3 separate regions of the Mus musculus genome follow, and regions 1 and 3 are each linked to region 2. Evidence: chromatin loops called from intact Hi-C (ENCODE). Cell type or tissue: heart. All regions are shown on one strand.

Region 1 (8,000 bases), 110 kb after region 2:
GAGTGAGGCTTACATCAAATCCGAGTCTGTGGAGGAAGAGAAGAAGGGCGGCAGAATGAACTCTGCTGGAGAGTTTCCAGAAGCTCCCAGTGGGAGCTGAGAGACAAAGAAGCCTGGGAGGGAATGGAGGAGCTGTGCAACTCCCAGGATGGAGCTAAGGTTATAGAGGCCCAGAAGGGCGTAAGGAAGCTGCAGCTCCTTGGAGGTCGGGGGTGGGGGGGGGTGGGGTGGGGGGGACAGGAAGGGGTGGGAGAGGAGCACGTGTGTCCAAGTGTACAGTCTGGAAGAGGGAATGACTGGTGAGCCTGGAGACAAGCAGATGTGGGGAGCAAAAGAAACCGAAGCTCCCATTTTGGCTAGGTCCTTTGAAAGCAAAGGGATGGGACAAGTTAGATTCACTAGAGAGGAACGGGTAAGAGAGATACCCCTAAGAATACAGCTAAGTGGGGGGGGGGGTGGTGAGCCTGGTAAGGCTGTCCTCCTACTCTCATGATAGAGGAACAGAAAGAGATGCGGATGCCCAGAATTTTGTCAGGACTGGAACAGTGGCTCTGGGGTCCAAAAGGAAGGAGGCTGACACCCTGATACTGCGATAATTACCTAGGAGTCCCAGGCAGTGGTCAGGCTAAGGGAGTCCTGGCCCCTTCAGTTGTCCATGGCTAGACCAAGGAGATTGGCTGAAAGGTGGTCAGGGTTTGATGTCCACATGCCACCAGGGGTATGGAGCAGGCAGGCAACACTCCAGTGTTTTTTGGTAGCACCTTGGACATGGTCTGGATGGTTTACAGGAGAAGGCCAGGCCTGAGCGCAGTGACACTCCTGACCACATTTGAAACAGGGATGTGGAGGGTCTTAGACCAGGGAGCCTGGACTTTTCCTTTGGCCAGATGAGAGCCCCTAGGTCAACATTGGGTATTATTGTTTGGGGGGCTTTTTCATCTCTTCTATGGTACATCTTGAAGGCCACAGTTAAGATTTTTTGCCTGAGAAGTCGGGGGTCCTTTCTATAGACATTTAAGTTTGGTCCTAATATTAGAGGAACTCTGAGAAAAAGAAGCAGCTCATAGGAGTTGCTTTCCACCTGAGGGCTCAGGATCCAGGTTAGTGTATTGTAGGAGGGCCTTTGGAAGGCGGTCTAGGAATTGTGATGAATTTTTATATTTATCTTGGATGATCTTTTGGGATGTTTCATAATTTACTGCCTGAAGGGCAGCTTTGTGGAGATTGGCCAGAAGGCAAAGTTATTACTTAATTCCTGGCTAGGATGCTCCCTGGGGTATTGTAATCCCATTTGGAGTCCTGGTCTGGAACTGCATCAGCCCTGACTGGTGGGCAACCTATTACTGAGGGGAGAGGAGGAGAGGTCAGGAGGCTGAAGATGAAGGGAAGGCACCCGATTGGGGTTTGTGAGTGTGATGGAAAATAGTGGAAGTTTTATCTGCTTTGGGCCTCACAGCTAGGAGGGGCTATTTTCCTTGATTGGCTTATGCCATTCAGTCAGCTTTTAAATCAGAACAGGAGTGAGGTCACATGGCAAAGTCCATCCTTTCAAATGCTAGCAAAGATGGCTGTCAGCCACGTGGCTGCCTCCATCCTGATGGGGGACCGTGACCGAGTTGGCAACAAGCAACTCGCTTCCTAGGCATAGACTGTTAGCTATCTACCCTAGTGTCACATGCTTTAAGTTAACCCCTTTGTGAGGGACTTACAGGGTTTTAATCATATACCTTAGCAAGTTTAGAGAATGAAATCAAAGCCTACAGAGTAGAGATGAGTAGCCATCCATAGTCCCTACTGTGAGTCGTCTGTCCCTTTATACTGATTTCTCTCCTTTCTCTGTCACATAGGTGGTTTGCCTGATATGGGACAGAGATTTTGAAGGAAACCTTTAAACAAGCATACTTGGGTCTAGGCGAGGGGAAGCCATACCCAACTCTAAAATCAGCGTAAAACAGTCTGATGCTACTCAGACCTAAAGACACCTGCAATCCTGTCAAACCGAATCTAGTTAGGTGAGAACGGAGCAGGCCTGGAGATTGGGAACCAATGAGGTTTGACTAGGGAGAGAGGACCCTACAGGAGGGAGCTGAGAGACTGACCAGCCAGCGAGGAGTGACTGACTGGCTGTGTGCAAGCTGTAGCTGGGCTACTCTTTGCTTTCTCCCCATCCTGCTGGGTTGGGCTTCTGGCTCCCACCTTGCAACAAACTCTGCAGTACCAGAGCCATTGATGGTAAGTTAGAAGTCAGGACATTTCCATTGAGTGGGGGTTGGGCGGGGGACAAAGAGGGTTTGGAGAAAGGAGAAATAAGGAATGGGGAAATGTCCTTTTCTCCGATCGCTCATAGATAGTATTTATAAACATACTGATTAATATTAAGATCAAGGGTGGCTTTAGGCAGATATTCATATTGATTAATTAGCTTAGGGATATGGGCTGGAGAGATGGCTCAACAGTTAAGAGCACTGACTGCTCTTCTGGAGGCCCTGAGTTCAAATCCCAGCAACCACATGGTGGCTCACAACCATCCGTAATGGGATCTGATGCCCTCTACTGGTGTGTATGAAGTCAGCTACAGTGGACTTATATATAATAATAAATAAATCTTTTTTAAAAATTGTCTTAGGGATATTGAGGCCCAATTTGATTGGACCCGAGGGCCCTTCAAGCCAGGTTTCAGGTGTACGGTTGGGAGGTTTTCTAAGAAGCATCCCAAAGGAATGAGGGTAGGAAAGATACCGTTCCCATGGATAAGAAAGGGGAGTAGAATGTCACTGTAGCTGTGGGCTTCTCCCAACTCAGGGAGGACAAAATGAGGACCAAGCTGTTCAGTGGGTCGTCACCACAACTCAATGGGAGTCAGCTTAGCCTGGAATCAGGACTTTCCCTGAAGCCAAAAGGAAAGGACAAGAACTGGGTTCTCATAGAAGCCCTCATCCATAGGCAACTTTTGGGAATGGACTCGCAAAACCCATGAGGGCCTAGAGGAGTTGTGGGCTTTACGGGCAGCTCCAAAGCGAGAGAGGTAGAAGAGTTGCAGTAGCCCAGCAGGAGTTAAGAAACTGCAGGGTTGCACTTCTGAGGGTGGAATAAACTCAGGATAGGAAGGGTCAAGGTACCCAGTAGGGCCTCAGGAAACTGCACTGAAAGGTCGCAATGACCTAGAGGAGCTGAAGGACAGGCAGCTCCGAAGGGAGAGTGAGAAAAGGTCAGGTAGGGGCGCAGTGGCCCAGGAAGGCCAAGGGAACTGCAGAATTGCAGCTCCAACGGTAGGAGAATGGGGTCAGGAAATGAGGGCCAGCCATAGCCTTAAAGACCATGGCTGGGGTACTTCTGCCTCCAAGAGTCCTAGAGGGGTGCTGGACACTCAACGGTCACTACCTCGGACTCGGGGAAGTGTTTACACAGCCAGAAAGGGAAGCTTATCTAATTGTCACGGGTGGGTGGGGTATTAAGCGATCAGTGAGCCAGAAGCTAAGATCACGGCAGATCAACTGGAGATGAGGGAAGGAGTCCTAGTGTGGCTCAGACCCGAGGTGCTGTGGGCAAAGCACACATAAATATAAATTTTAATCTCTCTCTCTCTCTCTCTCTCTCTCTCTCTCTCTGTGTGTGTGTGTGTGTGTGTGTGTGTGTGTGTGTGTGTGTGTGTGTGACATGTATGGAGGTCAAAGGATGTCTCATCATTTGGTTCATGACTGATGAACTCATCAGACTTCGCTGCAAGACCTGTGCCCACTGAGCTATCTCACCAGCCCAATTCTAGGTTGTTGTTGTTTTCTGCTTCTTGCCACAGAAGGAAATACTGCAGTTGCAGACAGTTTTCAGGGCTCGAACTACATCCTTTGCACCCAGATAGAGAATGTCCAGTTGTATATAAGCCAGTAACTCGAATGCAAGAGTCACCCGGGGCCTAAGTGTGAGCTCACATGGGAGGCTCAGATGAGAGATGCAGAAATAGTGATTCATGTATTTGTCGCCTTAGAATTAGATATCCTCCTGCCTCCACCTCCCAAGTGCTGAGATTAAAGGTGTGCACCACCACACAGGATTCTTGGCAAATACTTCTAGATGAAGACGTTTTAGAAGTTTGCACATCCTCTTGGGTAACGAGGATGGTGGCCATTTTTTGAGACAATAGCACCACCTGGTGGCTTCACCCAACTGGCCTAGCTTACATTATATAGCACATGCTACTTCAGGGCTCTTCGCATTTTTAGTTGCCCTGTACTGCAGTGGCGGATGGGATTCTGTGAGTTCGAGGCCAGGGGTTCGAGGCCAGCCTGGTCTCTATAGCGAATTCCAGGGCAGCCAGAGCTACACAGCCAAACAAATGAATAAATGTAGTTCTTGTGCTGGGGTCAAGGGTACTCACTGCCCCTGTAGTTTGTTTCCCAGAAGCCACATGGAGTAGCTCACAACTTCCTGTAACTTCGAAGCAGCGGATATCAACCTTCCTAAGGCTGCGACCCTTTAATACACTTCCTTCATGTTGTGGTGACCCCCAACTGTAAAATTACTTCATTGCTACTTCATAACTGTAGTTTTGCTACTGTCATGAATCATAATGTAAATGTCTGATATGCAGGGTGTCTGATATGCGGCCCCTGTCAAAAGGTCGGTTTGCATGCAAAGGGGTGGAGACCTACAGGTTGAGAAATGCCGTTCCAAAGGCTCCGTCTCTGCCACTTCTAGCCTAAGAGACAGACATTTTTAAAAAAATTAGCTCATAATTTTAAAAGTAACCTGTGACTTCATTCCTCTGTAATTAAACCACAACTCTGGAAATATTACTTTATTTTTTCCATTAGAGTTTCATCTTCTGCAGAGCAGTCTTTTCTTAAAGATCTGGCTTGAAATTCCCTCTCAGCAACATAACCAGAACACACTTTCTCCTCCGCCGTATTTTATGGAATGTCCCAAACACACATTTCAGGGTTTTTGTTTTTTGTTTGTTGTTGTTGGTTTTTTGAGACAGGGTTTCTCTGTGTAGCCCTGGCTGTCCTGGAACTCACTCTGTAGACCAGGCTGGCCTCGAACTCAGAAATCCGCCTGCCTCTGCCTTCCAAGTGCTGGGCTTAAAGACGTGCACCACCACTGCCCGGCACATTTCAGGGTTTTGCCTACACAAATTACCTGTTCAATTTAGCTCCCATGCCCTTACTCTGTCCCCATAACACTGTGAGGTCACCCCTTCCTCAAGGATACTCCCAGAAGCCCTTCCTTGCACCTGCTGGCTCCTCAGGGTTAGGCAGTAACCTCCACCTCCCCCCACTCCCCGCACCCCAGGAGAGCTGTCCATAAAAACAAAACAAACAAAAACCCCATCATATCATGGTGGCTTCGCTTCGAACAGCACAGCCCTTCAACTACTGAGAGTCCTACCATTTATAGCCTGCATTGCTCTCTGCCTTGTTGGGAGCCAGGGCCCTCCTCCCCTGTGTGTGGAATGAACAACATCATAGGTAATGCATTGTGTTTTGGAGGCTAACTTTTAAAGGTTCATTTACGTAGTATCAGCGGCTGTCAGCAGATGGCGCCAGATCCCAAGGGATGAAGTGTCATTTCTCGAGGTGAACCTCGGGTTTAGCAGAGAGCTGGGCAGGGAAGGGGCTGCTTCCAACTGCTTCCGGTTGGTTTTAAGGATAAGTCAGTGGTCTCTGGGGGGTGATCATGTCCTGACTTCTGCTGTTGGAGGTCACGGTTTGTTTCGCCCCTCCCCCCCTACCGCCCCCAATCCTGTGGGCCATTATCACTTTAACATCCTTTACTGCGTCATTTCGAGGGATCTGCATGGGACTTCTCACCCTTTGGTTAGTGGTTAGACTCTAGCGGTACTGGACAGTTGATTTCTAGGTACAGACCCGACTGAGCTAGGCGGGATATCCTGTCCTCAGGATGCCCAGATTTGGATGGGGGATGTCCCAGAATCCTCCACTGCCATATACCTGTTCCTGGGCCCCAGACCCAGAGGGGACATGTCCACCTGAAATTAATCAAGTTGTAACTCTTGTAACGGATTCACGGAGCAAGTCTCACTTGGGTTAAACGTTTTCTCAGTCGATCCCAGGGTCCTGTGGAAGAATAGATGTATTTCTGTGCTATGTTTGCTGACGTTCATATTTAGAAACAAAGCTATCTGCAAATGAGACGATTCGATTTAGGCTGGTGCTAGATTCTACCTTCTCAACACAAAGACTTGATTTGGGGGCCTAAATGAGGAAAAGTCAGCCTTTACTAGAAACAAACGGTTAACTTAAGCTACTGGGTTTCAAAGCACTTGGCGATGGAGCAAGTCTGAATTTTAAAAATACATTTTTTTTTTTTTTTTGGCGGCGGGGTGGGGTGGGGGTGGGTTCAAGACTGGGCTTCGATGTGTAGCCCTGGCTGTCCTGGAACTCGCTCTGTACACCAACCTGGCCTAGAACTCAGAGACTCCCCTGCTTCTGTCTCCTGAGTGCTGGGATTAAAGAAGTGAGTCCTATACCGGACAAAAATACATTTAACACATTAAAAATGAATACATACATGCATGCATGTATATAATTCCCACTCATTTTAAAATTACGCCGTGAACACGGGCCGTGGGTGATCAATCCCCAGCATCCCTCAGAAAGCAAACCTTTACCGTGAACTAGTGTGTGCAATTAAAACATTGCTCCCACAGAAGCTGAGACTAGGACGGTGGCTATTAAAAATTAGTTGGGGGCTGATGAGATGGCTCAGCGGGTAAGAGCACTGACTGCTCTTCCAGAGGTCCTGAGTTCAAATTCCAGCAACCACATCGTGGCTCACAAGCACCTGTAATGAGATTTGATGCCCTCTTCTGGTGCGTCTAAAGATAGCTACAGTGTATTTATTTATAATAATAACTAAATATTCGGGCCGGAGCGAGCAGAGACTGAGCGAGCGAGGCTGACCGGAGCAAGCAGAGGTCCTAAATTCAATTCCCAACAACCACATGAAGGCTCACAACCATCTGTACAGCTACAGTGTACTCATATACTTAAAATAAATAAATCTTTAAACAGAAATTTGTTGGGACAAAGCCAGCTGTGCCCAACAGCTTACTAATGGCCCTGGGGGTGGCTAATTCTATTTGCATAGTCTTTTGATAAATGGCTTTGACAGCAGCCAGGAAGGAAACGGAAGCGCACATTCCCCACCCAAGAAGGAAAAGCTGAGGTCTGGGCTCCAGTGTGTCTTCCCTGTCCTTGAAACTCATTGAGAGTGATGACCGCAGGGCTGTTTATCACACTCCCACATCCCTGGTCCTGGGTACCTGTTGCCTTCATCAGCAGAAGTGATTCCTCAGAGACTCCCCCAGGCTAAGGATAACACAGCTGGATACTGGGGAAGCCGGCCCAGCAGCTGCTGTGCCCAGCTGTTCCAGGTCACAGGCAATTCTGGCTGTGTTCCTCTCTTCTCCCTTGGAAGGGGCTGTCACTAATCCAACAGATGCAAGCAAGTCCTCTTGCGAAGCCAGCCACCAAGGACTGGCACTCCAGCCTCTTATGGGCTCCATGAAGCTCTGTTCTGACTTCAGCTCTGTTCAGATGGTGAGGAAAGCCAAGGGGGTCCAGGAAGTGACATGACTCTCTGGCCATGCTGCTGTGTTGGAAAAAAAGACTATACCTGCCAGACAAGAACAGTAGCTATCCTGCTTGTGCAGTTCTGGTTTGCTTCTAGCCCTCTCTCTGTGTTAATATACATGTATATATTCCTCTGTGTGGTCCTAGCTGTCCTAGAACCCTCTCCATAGACCATGCTGCCATGCTGGCCTCAAACTCAGAGACATCCATCTGCCTCTGCCTCCCCGGAGCTGGGACCAAAGGCATCGTGCATCACGTTGCTAGGCAAATGTTCCCGTGTGAGCTGCTTATATGTCTATATAAGCTAATGGCATTGTCACGCCAGCGACTGAGAATAGAGCGCCTTCCAACTAATGGCAATACTGACTGGGGTGTATCTCAGCAGTAGACTGCTCACATGGCTCGCAT
Region 2 (8,000 bases):
CTCCACATAAATGAATTTTGATTTGGATCAGGACAGAACATCTAAGAGTTTCTTAAATGTCCCTAAACGTCCTTCTGGCATTTCTCACTACATGTTTTATGGGAAACAGTTTCTCACCAGAGACATAAAAGTCAAACTATCAATCCTGATGACTGCAGAAAGGAAGCACTCCAAGAATGGAGGAGCCTACCTTTAATTTCATCGCTCGATTGACAAGTGGAAGCAGGAGATTCAGGAGTTCTCCAAACACAGAAAGGAGTAAGGGGGTGGAGAGCAGGAGGGACACAGAGGAAAGGAAGGCAAGGCAGTGACCTGCTCATTTCTCCATGTTCCTTCAGATAAAGCCTAAGTTTTAGGGCTGTCCCCCTCCTTTCTGGAATGATGCTAAGCTGCATGCCCACACACGCATACTAGCCCAGCAGCAAGAAAAGGCAAGGGAACCAGCTTTACCTGAGATGGCTGCAATAAGTGCTTTATAGTTTCCACGTCAGAGTCCAGTACAACCTAGCACCTACCTTGTGGCTTTCACTTCACTCACACCCACACTCACTCTCGCGCACACACACGCACACCTCCTGCCAGGCAAGCAGCCAAGCCAGTGCCATCTCAAGCTGAGAAGCCGCTCACCTCCTTGTTTCTGCTCTATCCAATCTCCCTCCCAATAAGTCTTTCCCAACCAGGACTCCCACAACCAGAGACAGCGGCCAGCTTCAGCCAGTGCTACAAACTCCCAGTGGGCAGCCCTGGTCTCCGGAAGACATCCTGGACACCTGGATTAGCTGCGGGCTGCTGCTGATTTCCAACCAGGACCCTCTGCTGTTCGCTGATTACTAAGTACAGAACTCAGCAGTTCATGAACCACACTGCACCAGGCTGTGAGAACAGTAATCTCCCGTAAGGAGCAGCCGCACACCAAGCTGAAGGTGTACTAGAGTGGCCAGTAGGGAACCGATTCTGGAGGCACGCTCACGACAGTCTGAAGACAGGCACTCTCTGAGCCAGGCCACAACACCAAGACAAACACATCACACTCATTTTCACACAAAGGCAGAACAGTGATCTGAATCAAGGCCTGATCTGAATCAAGATCTAAATTCAAAATATTGAAGACTTATTTGTAATCTATTTCACCCAATAAAGCTACTGCAGGTTTGCTCTGCACCTTATTTTGACAAGTGAAAAAATTATGTAAACTTCCATACTTAACAGAATAAAATTTCAATTCATCAAGTGTTTCTCTGTTTCTGACCTGCTGACGCATCCATTTCTGAGTCCCCTTCCCTCCACTGTTCCACAGCTTCACTCAGCCTTCCCTCCCTCTACTTCAAACTCACCTTGTGAGTAAATGAAGGCCTCTCTGCACTGTATGAAGATGTTAATGCTCCAATCAAATGGCATAAATAAATGGTAAGTTTTTCACTAAACCCCTCAGTCTAAACCTGGTGTAATGGTGCATGCCTGATATCTCAGTGACTGGAAAGTAGAGGCAGGAGAATCATGAGTTCAAGGCCAGCCACCACTACATACCAAATTCAAACTCAGCGTGACCTACAGAAGACCCTGTTTCAAAACTGCAGCAAAGGTGGAAATCAAGCAAACAAACAACCCCCCCACCATGAACTACTGAAAGGTAAGGGGGACCATAGACAGCACAGTACTCCCGAGATCACAAAAGTCCTGTGCAACTGTCTAAGGCAGGGTGTTGTTCAGGTCACGTGACCTGCTGAAGAGAGTTACTCGCTGGACAGTTCACATTCCAAGCAAAACAGAACCTACAAGCAGGCTGTTTCTCATTTTCACTTTCAATTCATTCTCAGAAGATGGACAGCAAGCTCCCTTACACTCAAAACTGCAAATCACTCTGATGCTCAGAACCTACTCCGGGAGGGTAGTAGGATTTATTCAAGTAAGAACACAGACACGCCCAATCTTAATAGCACCTTTCTAACAGTCTCACTCTGGCCAGGCATGGATGCCTATGCATTTGCCAAAAAGCATACACACACCATGTGCAATTACCGGACCCGGGCAGAAGCCCTAAGGAGAGTGAGCTTGGGAGTGGACATCAGCCTCTCTCTGGATAGAGAACCCTGGCAGGGCTCTGTCCTCTGCTGCTCTTTTCTGGGGTTGTTTTGTGGATGTTAGGTTTTTTGGGGGGTTGGGGGAAGTGGGGGGGGGTGTTTGTTTGGTTTGGAAACAGGGTTTCTCTGGCTGTCCTGGAACTCACTTTGTAGACCAGGCTGGCTTCAAACTCAGAGATCTGCTTGTCTCTGCCTTGAGAGTGCCACAACCCACCACGCCCTTTGTTGCTCTTATTTGATTGTGCTACATTATTACATACATGAGTATTGTCTCCCTCAAGTAGTAGTAAACACAAGAAAGTGGGCATTATCTTTGGTTAGGGAGGGTCAGTTCTTTTGACAGGAGGTCTTAGCTACACTTGCCTGGAAAGTGTGATCTTTCTACACCCAAAGTCCTGGGCTAGAAGCATGCCATAAAAAGCCCTGCTGTGGCAACTGTCTGGATCACTGCTGTAGCCCCAGTTCCAGTCAGCTGGTGCTAGATGGATACTTGACTAAACTGAGTGAATGAACAGACTACAGGAATCACACCACTCCTGAAACCTTCGACTTTGTCAATGAACCATGACCCCAAAATACACGGAGCTCAGCAATCTGGCAAAATTATCACTATGAAAGATTCGATTATCCCATGTGGCATGTCTAATTAGCACAACCAATCCCAGTAACTGTAAACACAGCCCCCTTCTCAACCCCAGGAAAGAAGAATTACCCACGTGGGAAAATGGAGCCTTCAGTGATTCCATAATCTTCCGACTTTTTTGATGCTGTGGATTTTAAGTCCACTTATTCCACCCCTTTTTTTAATACTGTTCCACAGAAAGTAGCACAGAGTCCACTTTTCCTACCTGATTCTCCACTCCTTACACACACACACACACACACTCACACACAACCACAGATCACTTGCAGGTGGAAGATGGTTTGGAGAATCTCCTAGATACAACCCAGAACACAAAAACGGAGATGAAGCAGGTGCAGGTCTTTGGTAAATAACTCCAGACCCACACTGCAAAGAGTAACTTTTTTCATTGATTCATAAATCACAATCTCTACGGCGAAGTTCATAAAGGAGGTAATGGATTTGCTTTATCACGTGGGAAGCCGTGGTGCTTCTGGCAATGCACAAAAACACGTTTGGAACCCACCCGCGCGCGTTTCGTTTTTTTCGGGGGAATCTGTGTACTTCAACCCCACACAGCGGTGTCTGCTCTATTAAAATAAACAAATGACAGGAAAGCGAATGCAGCTTTTCAAGATTAACACAGATTCCCAGAGACAAGGCTGCCATCTGGACGGACACAGGTTGGAAGCCGCAAGAGTTCCTATCGCTTCAGAGAGTTGAAAATAAGAAAACATTTCAACAGCACTCTTAAAAGTTTCCACCTTCACACGCCCCCTTCCCGAGCCAGGGCCTGGGGCTCCACCTAACCCGAGGAGGAACTCCGCCAGGACTTCCGTCTTCCAGTAGGATCGAGACCCTTCCTTCCTGCCGCAGACCCCCGCCCTGCCCCGCGCAGGGCCCCAAGGAAATGCCGCGTCCCTTCCCCTGGCACAATCCCCTCGCTTCCCGGTACCAGTCCCCAGTTTAAAGTCCCGGCTCCAGCCTCCAACCTCAGTCCACACCTCGAGTCCCCAAGTCCCCAACCCCAGTCTGCAGCCCTTACCCCCAACCCCGTCCCTGAGCCCCCAGGCCCTAGTCCCCAGCCACAGTCCCCGAGTCCCCGGTGCCCAGACCCAGAGCTCCCCGTCCTCAACTGCGACCCCGTGGTCAGGACCCAACCCCGAGCCCCGGTCGGTCCTATCCCCAGTGTCCCGGCCCCGCCTGCCGTGTCCAGCACGCCTTCCCCGCGGCCACTCGGCCCCGCGCCCGGTCCGCCCGCACACGACCAGGCCCGCGGGCGGCGCCTCGAAGGCGGGGACCGGCCCCCCGGGCCGCGCTGCCGCCGCACCTACCATGGTACAGATGGAGGCGAATTTGGAGACTGTCATTAGGATTTCCATCCGCCCGGCGCCATCTTCCAGACAGTCGCGGCGGGCGGGGGACGCGGGGAGCCGGGCCGCCCGCTCGCTCCGCAGCCCGCGGCCGCACCCGGAGCCGCCGCCGACCCACGCTTCTAGCCTGCTGGGCCGCCGCTGCCGTCGTCGCCGCGGGCGCTCAGGCTTCCTCCGGCCCAGCCCCCGCCCGCCGGCCGCCCGCCCGCCCCCGGCTCCGCCCCGGCGCACGGCGCAGCCGCCGCCTCAGGGCCCGCGCCTGCCCGGGAAGCCGCTCACAGCACACCCCGCCCAGCGCGCTGGGGAGAGAGCTCCGCGCAGGCCCTACCGCCCCGACGACCGGGCAGCGTCCTTCCGCCCCGCCCGCCTCCGGCGCCGCCACGCCCACCGCAGCTGTGCCACGCCCATGGTGCCCCGCCCTCCCACGGGGGGGGGGCGAGCTTGGGGAGGACGGCTCCACCCAGTGCGCGTTGGGGCGGGGCGAGACCCGTGCCGCGTTCCTCCTGCAGATGGGTCCTAGCGCCGACGTGAAGCACCTACCTTAGCTTGCAAGAGCGGGTCTTTAGGGGATCGAGCCTTTGCTCTGCGGCGTCTGTGACATCAAGCAGCCTTTAGAGCGACTGACAGTCAGTTGAAACAGAAGACGGAGACCATATCTGGGAAACTGGATGGGTTGGAAGGCAACCCCGCCAGAGTCCCAAGCACTTGGATGTTTTTCTGGGGTGAATCATCTGGGCCTAATTCCCTAAGAAAAGGCTAATTAGATAAAAAGACAAGATTTAACTCTATGAATTAGCAGTAGTGGGGGAGAAGAGGAAGGGGAGCCAATCCTGAAAAACAGTGGGATACCAACTTGGAATTTGTAACAGGGTGGTATGTCCCAAGTAAGAAGCCGAAGCCAATGTGTGAGGAGCACATAGACCGTGTTAGCTAGTGGATGAACGCTTCCTATTTTCTACCGGCAGAAAATTCATAAAACTTCATAAATTACTACTTTAAAAAGCCTGTGATTTGTTTTGATTGGTGATCTGAGGGTAGGACCTTTTCTGCCTTCCACCCAACTCCCCACCACACCGGGTCTGTGGAACTTGGGGCCTAAATTCCGACGAAAGCTCTAAAATCTGATAAGCCTCACTTCATAGTCCAAAGCATTCAAAAGACCGAGAATTTGAACAAAATTTAGTCGAGAAACAGATTTCTGGTACATGAATACTGTTTCCATAGCAATTCCATTGTAAGCGTTGGGGGAGGGGAACACCCACTGAATACAGCTAAGTATTCTGGCAGCTGCTTATTCTCCAGGTATCTACCTTCGTAGTGGCTAGGCCTCCCGCTTTTCTGTAGATACCACGGCAGGGGCTTGGACTCTGGTTTACACCAGTTCAGATCTATGCAATGTTTGTCGCGTTGCTCGCCACTCTAGACTCCACAAGCATAGAGCATGGTCGTACAACATCTATATTTTAAAGGTAAGGATGGGAGCTGGACATATGGCTTAGTTGGCGAAGTGTTTGTGTAGGTGTTCTGAGGTTTCATATCCTCAGCTGAAGTGCTAATCCTACTATGGTAAGGTCATCCTCAGCTATTTAATGAGTTCAAGACCAGCCTGGATCACTTGAGTCCTTGTCCCCAAAAAAATAAATGAATGAAAAGCCAGTCACAGGGAATTGTGACATGCACCTACAATCCCAGCATAGGAAACAGAGAAAGGTGAGTCTCTGTGAGTTCAAGGGCAGCCTGGACTAAATAGCAAATCTACAGATCAGCCAGATCTATGCAGGGAGACCTGGCCTCAAAAATAAATAAAAGAGAATAAACAGCACATGTATGAAATTGTCAAAAAGAAATTAGCAAAAGCCAATGAGTAATTAATTAAAATGTTGAGCAAATAAAACCCTCCAGCTGTCAGTGTGCCGCCTCAGAATTCCTGTCATAGGCTAGGTAGTCTGCTGGATAAGGTTTCATTTTTAAGCTTTATTATTTTTACTTTATGTGTATGGGTGTTTTGCTTGCTCACATGCGTACAGTGTCCGCGGAGGCCAGAAGAAGGCATCAGATCCTCCTGGAACTGGAGTTGTAGAAGGTTGTGAGACCAGATGGATGCTGGGAACCCTTTGAATGCTCTAAGCGTAAACCTTCCAATAACCCCAGAGATCCATCATGCCAGGCTTGTTTTCTAATTGAAGAAGTATAGCATTCATCATTGCACCCCTAGTGAGTGCAGGGCCTGGGTCTATACACACACAGCACAGGCTCTGTCCCTGAAATCTGACGTCTCTCCCTACCTCTCCCAATGAGTCAACCTCTTTGGTTGCATTAATAATGTGGTCTAGCTGTTCAGATAGTAGATGTCAATCAAAATAGCCATAGTTCTAACTCAAGTCTATGTTGGAAATTGTCTTAGGGTTTCCATTGCTCTGAAGAGACACCATGACCAAGGCAACATTCTTATAAAGGACAACATTTAATTGGGCCTGGCTTATACTTTCAGAGGTTCAGTCCATTGTCATCATGATAAAAAGCATGGCAGCATGCAAGCAGACATGGTGCTGGAGAAGGAGCTGAGAGTTCTATATCTTCATCTGAAGACAGCCTGGAGGGAAATCTCCACACTGGGTGGAGCTTGAGCACTAGGAGACCTCAAAACCCGCCTACACAGGGCCACACCACCTCCAAGAAGGCCACACCTCCTCATAGTGCCACTTACCATAGGCCAAGCATATTCAACTCGCCACAGGAATGGAACCCAGGACCTAATTTAGGCTTAGACAAGTGTTAAACCACTGAGTTACACTCCCAGTGCAATGGCTTTTCAAAGCTCACTCACTACTAATCCAGCAAATAAAGTTGAGCATCTGTACAATAAACGTAGGTCTTATATAGGCTGCTCCAGATAAAGTGTAGTCCATAGGTCTAAATACTTGTATGTATTTATTTCACCCTGTCACTGTCTTCAGACACACCAGAAGAGAGCATCTGATCCCATTACAGATGGTTATGAGCCACCATGTGGTTGCTGGGAATTGAATGCAAGACCTCTAGTAGAGCAGTCAGTGTTCTTAACCATTGAGCCATCTCTGCAGCTCCCATGTTGGTATTTAAACACAGATTTAAAGAGGGGGTTAGAAGGGTAAGATGTAGTTCAGGGGAAGAGCATATATTTAGCAAGAGGTCTTGGGTTCAGTCTCCAGCATCAACAAAATAAAACAACCACAACTTAACTAAAAGAAGAGGCTTATCAGCCTCTACTTAAAACTGAAACAATGGTTTCATTCATTCGGATAGATAGATAGATAGATAGATAGATAGATAGATAGATAGATAACACCATCAAGTTTCTGTCACAGATTGCAAGGGGAAGGCTACTTGTCCTGGTACTCAGCAGGGATTGCCTCCTCGTCCCTGCTGGTTCTTCCCTGAACCCAGAAACACCCCACCATACATATGCCTCACCCCACACCTCACACCCCACCCTATCCCCCACCTCCACTCCAGTCATGCGGAGCAGAATACAGAAGCAGCTGGCTGCAATGTGCTCTCCACGGGACAGCAGCTCTTTCACAACAACGGCGTCTAGACTACATTGTCTAGATTCTTTTCTGTTTGTGACACTACATCTTCTGCAGATGTTCCTGACGGCTGAGTCCACCACAGGGAGTGATGAAGACGTCAAAGGCAACAAGAGGGTGCGGGAGATGTGTGCCTTTACCTCTGGTTGGTCCCGCTGAGAGCTCTCTAGCTTCTGCCTGCCTGTTCTGTTCCATCCACAGCAATGAGCTGTTGCTGCTCGCCTGCAGGACGCCTAACCACATCCAGTTGACCCCCTTATCTCTGACCTCTGGAAACTTGTTTCCCTCTTCTCCAACCTGCCCCTCATCTTCCTCATACCCTCTGGGTAGCTCTCCATGGAGTCTGAAGACTTTA
Region 3 (8,000 bases), 66 kb before region 2:
TCTTCCCAGAATGAAGAAAGGGACACCTCCTATTCTGGATCAATCCCAGTGGCTTCCCGATCTGCAGAGTGCCTTCCCTGTGGGCTCGCCAACACTGAGGTGGAGTATGTGTAAAGTGCATGTGAATGTATCTGTCATTCTGACACAGGATCCCAGGCTGGCCCCAAACTCAAGGCAGTTCTCCGGCCTCACTCAAGCACTGGGATTACAGGCATGAGTCACCTCACCTTTTTACCCGTGGTGTCTGAACAACCTAAAAGCAATCCTGTGAAGCAGCTACCGTTTCTCAAGTTTTCTTTTATTGGAAGAAGCCTGGATAAGGTTAAGTCATGTGAAATTTGCACAGCTGTTTAGACAGACGAAAAGTTGACATCGGATTCCAAAGCTCCAGGCTTTTGTCCCCACGCCATACTGTCTTCAGACAACCTTCAGAGGGTGCAGGAGCTGTGACTCAGTGTGGGGATACACTGATGAGCAGTCCGTTCCCCCTGGTAGTTCATGAGTAGAAAACCCGCGTCAGAAGTCCAGTTCTCCAGAGAGTCCTGGTGTCAGGACAGCTGCCCGAGTGCAAGAGGCTCACCGTAATCTCATTTTGGAGAACAGCAAACCAGAGGAAAATTCAGGGCTAAATCACATTTGTGTTTTTAATCAAGTAAGCCAATGTAATCATGTAATAATTGCATTCTCTGGTTATGTTTAATCCTCAGGAAAATGTAACCAACACCCCCCCCCCCATTAAACTCTTCCTGACCTTGATTTTGAAGGCTCACTGCAATGCCCGAAGCTGACAAGACTCACACAACAAACACAGAAATGAGGTGAATGTAAAAAATCAAACTGGAGAGAGTCCATTTAATTGGCTTCTTACAGGAATCCAGACACCATCCTAAAAGGGCTATGGAGAGACTTCCCCGTCTTGTTTCCACAGTGACAGCCTTGTCACTGACAGCCACACTCTGTTTTGATTTCCTAGCTGCTGCTGGGAAACCAAAGAGCTTGGCTGCGTTAGCCAAATACAGCATCACCCAGTATCCTGATCAAGTCACACATTGCTTACCTGTGACAGCCATTCTTGGTTGTCAGCTTGACAGCATCTGGAGTTAACTAAAACCCAATGGCTGGGCTAATCTGTGAGGATTTTTTTTTTTCCTTAATTGAATCATTTGAAGTGGGAAGACTCATTTCTCATCTGGATCTTTTGAGGTGGGAAGATCTACCCTTAATCTGGTCCACTGCTTTCTCTGCAGTCTGGAGAGAGGGGATGGAAGCGGGACGTGTCTCCCTCTTTGCCTGCTTGTTCTTGCTCTCACCAGCACATCCGTTCCTTCACTGGCATTAAGCCTACTTCTTTGGGGTTCCAGCACATCCTGAAGACCAGTACAGACAACCAGCCTCGTGGACTGAACAGCTACCGGATGCTTAGACCTTCTGTTGGTTAGCAGCCATTGTTGGACTAGCTAGACTGTAGCCTATAAGCCATTCTAAAATTTTTTCATATACATACATTCATACACACACATGCATGCATGTATGCACACACATATCCATACATGCATATATATACACATACATATATATATATACACACATACACATATACATACATAGACATATACACACATACACACAAGCATATATACACATATACATACATACATACACGCATGCATATATACACATATACATACATACACACATGCATACATACACATATACATACACACATGCATACATACACAAATACATATGTACACATGTACACACTACATACATACACATATACATACACACATGCATACATACACAAATGCATATGTACACATGTACATACACACATGTATACACTACATACATACACATATACATACACACTGGTGCATGCACATGTGCACACACACATACACTGTGGGTACTGCAGTCAAATGCACATTCTTTCCCTCACCTCCACAAACACATAATTAAAAAAAAATAAGTAGGGGTCAGCAGTTAAGAGGACCTGCTGTTCTTGCAGAGGAACCAGGTTCAAAAAAAAAATACATTCTGTAAGTTCTGTCCTCTAGAGAACCCTAAGACAATATCCTTCTGCAAACCAAAGAAAGAATGAATCTTCAGCGGCCAAGGCTGATGATCATTGTGTAGGGGACATAGGCATGTGCAGGACGGGCCAACTAAGAGGCCTCATAGAAACAGAGGTGACAACCCACGCTGACACTGGCTTTCCAGGTTTGTGACAGTCTGTTGTTTTGCTGGTATTCTGGATTGAAACTAACACTGAGCGCATGCGTGATGGTCAACCCTGTGCTTTAGCCTTCAAGGAGGCTCATAAATATTTAGGGAGAAGATGAGGGAGCTGGGAGAAAGTTCGATGCATATCCAACATGTTGGCAGATATTTTTAGACATTTAATCTCATCTTAGTGTCCACACAGACAGACTGACCTGTAGAGTCCCTCATCCCTTCACATGTAAGTGCAGAGCCAGTTTTCAAACCAGTTCTAACTGCGAGCCTGACCTTTCTGTTTTGTATTGTTGAACTGTACTGCTTATCAAGGGTATGGGAAAGCCATAGTGTACTGGTTCTATCGACTTGATGCACACTAGAATCGGCCATCTTTGTGACACCGCAAGGGAAGATACTGAAATCCAGTCTTATACACTTGAAATGCCAGCCCGTTTCAACTCGACCTAACCCCAAGTCCCAGTGAAATGGCTTTGCCCTTGTGATGTATCAGGCAGAGACTGATTGGGTGTGGTCCAAGCACTAGGAGTCTAATTAATGGCCAGCCATCCTCTCATTAGCATCCCAGGCCTCTGGGAATTAGAGGCAAAGTCAATTTACTAGAAACAAATACTAGTACCAGAACTCTAGCCACCCCTGCTGTTGCTAGGTAACCATGGGGTGGAGCCTAGATGAAATGCCCACAGTCCTCTGCTTCCCCCTTCCCAACACCCCACACACACACCCCACTCTTCCTCTACTTATAGCCGAGTCCCACCTGCGTTTCATCATAGCCACGACATGCCATGTGCCATGCTGTAGCCCAGGGGCACCCTGCACAGGGCAAAGCTTTCCACCGCCCACTTTGGCTCAGCATCAAAAACTATATTGCTCTGAGTAACATCAAGTTAATGTACTTTGCAATTAGCTCTAAAAGTTTAGCATGAAGAACAGAATGTCATTAATACCTACCGCTTGACATCGCAATGTTCACACTGCATTTAAAAATGGGCCTTTCTTTTCAGTAGGTGTGTTGGTTTGAAGGAGAACGGGCCCCATAGGCTCATGTTTGAATACTTGGTCCCCAGTTGGTGGAGGAACTTGGGAAGATTAGGAGTGGCCTTGTTGGAGGAGATGTGTCACTATGGACAAACGTTGTAGTTCCAAAAGCCACCTAGCACTCCTAGTGCCTCTTGTAGATCAAGATGTGACACACTGGGAAGGCAGAGCTGAGTACATGGAGTAGACTTCCATGAGTTCGAGGCCAGCCTGGTCTACAGAGTGAGCTCCAGGACAGCTGGGGTTACACAGGGAAACCCTGTCTGGAGGGAGGGAGAGGAGATGTGAGCTCTCAGTTATTCCTGCAGCATCGCCTTTGCTCCACCATGAACTTGAACCCTCTCAATGTCTAACAGCAATTGACATTTTTTTCCCCCATAGATTGCCTTGATGGTGGTATTTTATCACAGCAATAGAAAAGTAACTAAGAATGATGTACACAGGCAGTACTGGGAAAGGTCAGTTACTTACCTGGAGCTATGTTTTCTGAAGTTTCCATGACTACAGCTAATCATCTGTCCCACAGACAGCAATTTTGTGTGTCTACTTCCTATGTCATGTGATCACCACTACACAAGTAGTCACCAGTAAAAGTCTAACTAATATAGGCCATTCCTGTGGCCTAAAATAACCACCACTTGGAAAATGGTCGCTAGCCAAAAAGCTCTGCTGGCAAAAAATTGTGGCTAAATAGTCCTAATGTGCACACAGAATATTAGTTTTTCCCAAATGCTTGCACTGGACGAAGGCTTTATCATCTAAGTGTGATGGTTTGAATGGGAATGGCTCCTGTAGGCTCAGTTGAATTTTTTTCCACCATCCACATCTTCCCCCACCACCCCCACCAGGGTTTCTCTGTGTAGTCCTGGATACCTTGGAACTCACTCTGTAGACCAGGCTGGCCTTGAACTCAGAGATCCACCTGCCCTTGCCTTCTGAGTGCCGGGATTTGTGTGTGTGCTTTGGTCTTTCCCGGGGCTGTTGAATCCTTGGCTCCCAGTTGGTGGAACTGTTTGGGAAGCATCAGGTGTGTCGATGGCTGGCAGACTCTGGGGTTTCAGAAGTTCCTTGATGTTCAGTGAGCTGTCTCAGCTCCCACACCTTTACTCAGACATCATGGACACTAACCTTCTGGAAACCATAAGCCCAGTTAAACACTTTCTTTTTTTAAGTTACACTGGTTGTGATATTTTATAACAGTAATAGAGAAGTGGCCAACATACCAAGAGTAGCATTTAAAAAAATAGTAACATTGTTTTCTTTTTCTTCAATACTGTCTACAAGTGACCCAGTGTATGCTTTCAGGAATTTACTAGGGAGCTATTACAAATTAACACTGTTACATAGTAGGTCATGCTGCTAACACTTCATTTTGGAGACAAGGGTCTCATGTGCCCTAGGATGGCCTCAAGTCTCCCGTGTAGCTGAGGTCAGCTTTGAACCCCCAATCCTTCTGCATGCTGGATCTGTAGGCACACACCACCATGCCTGGCTTCCTTGGGTATTTTTAAGAATGTAAGCCTTTCATTACAGAGGCTATAGAATAGTCTCTTCAACCTCCCAGATCTAAGCATCCTTCTGGTTTTGTGTATGCTGAGTGGACATGGCGGGTGCCACCAACTTAACTTTGACATATCAGATCGACTCTTTCTCTTTGAAATCTGGATATAGGCATATTTGACTCATCCTCTTCTTCTCTTAGGAAGAGGACCAGAGGCAACTTCCCAATGGTAAACTGCAGCAATCCACAGCCATCTAGTATGCACCGCCAAGAGCAGCCCAAAGCAGCAAACCCAGACGTGGGAAAAGAAAACGTGGGACCATCTGCCTGCAACCGGTTAGTGGGCTTCCACATCTGAAAAGAGGGGTGAGGCTCCCAAGGCAACTTTGAGCAGGTTCGAAGAATCTGATTTAGGAAGCTTCCAGTGGGGGAGGCAGAGACAGGCGGATCTCTGAGTTCAAGGCCAGCCTGGTCTACAGAGGGAGTACCAGGGCAGCCAGGACTACAGAGAGAAACCCTGTCTTAAAACAGAGAGAGAGAGAGAGAGAGAGAGAGAGAGAGAGAGAGACAGACAGACAGACAGACACAGAGACAGATTGAGCACTGGCTCCCATTTCCTGCTGTCAGCTCCTCCCACTGCTGAATAAGCAGTCCCAGGTATAGATAGGTATGCAGGGCCACACTCCCCACTTCCCAATACTATTCAAGTACAACTCACAAGGCAACTTTCAAGGGCTGTGCTATTATAACTCGCTAAGATGCCTTCAGGATATGGTTGATAACTCTCACATCAGATCAATGCTAGACTGACAGTGAGTTCACAGAAAAGGGATGCAGAGCCCCAAATGTGGTATGAACGTGTTGAGCTGGTAAGCCCAGAATCCAATTAGCACCCCCTGGGTTGAGGTGGTGGCGGGATTCTTCACCTCTGGTCAGAGAAGGAAAATTCTGGGATTTACCTCAGGAACCAGATTTAAGAATGGTTAGTCTGACCATGGAAACAGCTATTTTTCTTGATATTAAGCCAGTTTTTTGTTTGTTTATTTTTGTTTTTTGGTGATGGTGCGTGTGTTGAGGGGGGAGTGTTTTTTGTTTGTTAATTTTTAGTTTTGGGGTTTTTGTTTTGTTTTGTTTTTTGAGACAGGGTTTCTCTGTATAGCCCTGGCTGTCCTGGAACTCACTCTGTAGATCAGGCTGGCCTCGAACTCAGAAACCCGCCTGCCTCTGCCTCCCGAGTGGTGGGATTAAAGGCGTGCGCCACCACTGCCAGGCTATTTTTAGTTTTTAGACACAGGGTTTCTCTTTGTAGTCCTGGCCATCCTGGAACTCACTCTGTAGATCACGCTAACCTTTAACACCTGCTCCTGTCTCCATATGCTGGGACTAAAGGCATGTACTACCACTACTCTGTGTGATGTTAAGACAGTTCTTAAAGTAACCACAGTGTGAGCTTTTTTTTTTTTCTTTTTTCTCCCCCTAGTTTGAAACCAGATAGAAACTGAGAAAACACTAGGAATCACCATGAGCTACAATACATGAGCATGGTGTAAAATATTGTATAACTTTTCTCAGGAGTCAGCCTGGATGAGGACGACTTTGCAAAAGTGAAATACCCACATGGCATGGGCGGCTCAAGTCTATCCCCAGCCATAGCATTAATTAGCATCCTTCCATCCCCAGCTCTTTCAGTCGTGATTTCTAGATCCCTGTTCTGGACCTGCACCCCATGGGTTCCACAGTCATCTCCCCCTGTTCTCTAAAGCTGTGTGCATGTTCCTCTCCCATCAAACCATATATATATATGTCAGTTATGACTTAAAAACAAGGGGGAAACGTGTTGGATGTTCTTATATTCACCCAAAAGGTCTAATGGGTGACAACTTCCTAATTCATTCTTCGAGGCCACTATCACTCTGATATAAAGATTAAAGACAGTACAAAAAAGGAAAGAAAAGAAATGAAGGCTGGGATACAGCTCATTGATAAGAGGGTCCAAGGGCTCAGATTTGACTCTCAGCATCACAAGAGACAAATATAAAGGGAAAGGAAAACCATGAGAACTACAGACCAGTGTGCTGTGGAGTTGGTCTAACACTTGTGTCTTAGTCAGGGTTTCTAGTCCTGCACAAACATCATGACCAAGAAGCAAGTTGGGGAGGAAAGGGTTTATTCAGCTTACACTTCCATACTGCTGTTCATCACCAAAGGAAGTCAGGACTGGAACTCAAGCAGGTCAGGAAGCAGGAGCTGATGCAGAGGCCATGGAGGGATGTTACTTACTGGCTTGCTTCCCCTGGCTTGCTCAGCTTGCTTTCTTATAGAACTCAAGACCACCAGTCCAGGGATGGCACCACCCACAATGGGCCCTCCCCTCTTGATCACTAATTGAGAAAATGCCTTACAGCTGGATCTCATGGAGGCATTTCCTCACCTGAAGCTCCTGTCTCTGTGATAACTACAGCCTGTGTCAAGTTGACACACAAAACCAGCCAGTACAACTTTTTATTTGGGTTTCCAATATTGTAAGAGAATCCTTATGTAAGATGCTGAGGGTCCCTGCCCCCAGTTGGTTCTGATTGGTAAATAAAGTTACCCGACGGCCAGTGTCTGGGCAGGGAGACAGAGGCGGGACTTTAGGATTTGAGGGCAAGGGGACCAAGAAAAAGGATTGCCATGCCAGCAAAGAAATAAGGTCCAAGCCTGAGAGCTGCAGGAGACCAATCACATAAGAATAGAGGAAGAGCGGCCCCAGCCCCTGTCCCCCCATAATTTGATCTAGAGTAGCAAAGATGGAATATAGATTTTAGTAAGGAATAATTCAGGAGTATTGGAGAGGAGGCATTAGAATCACGGAAGTTTGTGAGTGGCCCAGCCATTGAGCTGACTCAGGAATACTAAATATAAGGCTGCCTGTGTATCTTACATTCATTTGAGAATTCAGAACACTGGGGCAGGTAGTGAGGAATGCACAAAGCTGCTGCTGCCACCGCCAGTATCAATCAATGTCCATGGAAAACTGGCCAACCAAATTCTACCAAACGGAACTCAGGAGCCACGTAGAAAGACCACATACCGAAACCTTGTGGTGTTTACTTCCAGAGTGCATGGATAGTTTCTTAAAGGGCCAGACCTGTCCTATGCCACAGTGATTCAATAAGGGTGAACAACACCTGATTACCTCAGTAGCTCAGACATGTGAGGAAATGTGATGTTTCCAATCTGC

What was found. Hi-C counts contacts between places; a loop is a spot of excess contacts. Peaks named below come from ENCODE experiments on the same cell type or tissue, not always from the same donor. Only the 100,000 strongest peaks of a DNase experiment are listed, where the experiment ranks them.
Region 1: a loop joins it to region 2, with 2.5 times the contacts of the local background. A loop is called at or near these places in 2 of 42 quality-filtered maps.
Region 3: a loop joins it to region 2, with 2.2 times the contacts of the local background. A loop is called at or near these places in 7 of 42 quality-filtered maps.

The regions. Positions count from the first base shown.
Region 1 is chr5:146,900,450-146,908,449 of GRCm38, forward strand. No RefSeq gene overlaps it. Among named protein-coding and RNA genes, the nearest start is that of Gm10858, 7.4 kb to the left of the region's middle. In heart, CTCF peaks have their summits at 4,150 (motif pointing left) and 5,538 (motif pointing right); DNase peaks (open chromatin) are centred at 72, 5,612 and 7,282; H3K4me3 peaks cover 351 bases; H3K27me3 peaks cover 1,286 bases.
Region 2 is chr5:146,790,578-146,798,577 of GRCm38, forward strand. Usp12 (ubiquitin specific peptidase 12) reads right to left here and starts at 4,379. Exons shown (of 9, transcript NM_011669.3): 1 at 4,038-4,379. The coding sequence starts at 4,085. 1700041I07Rik (a long non-coding RNA gene) reads left to right here and starts at 5,248. Exons shown (of 2, transcript XR_377208.4): 1 at 5,248-5,545. In heart, no CTCF peak of the experiment used is centred here; DNase peaks (open chromatin) are centred at 1,724, 2,004 and 4,434; H3K4me3 peaks cover 2,633 bases; H3K27ac peaks cover 1,968 bases.
Region 3 is chr5:146,724,224-146,732,223 of GRCm38, forward strand. No RefSeq gene overlaps it. Among named protein-coding and RNA genes, the nearest start is that of 4930573C15Rik, 24 kb to the left of the region's middle. In heart, no CTCF peak of the experiment used is centred here; no DNase peak of the experiment used is centred here.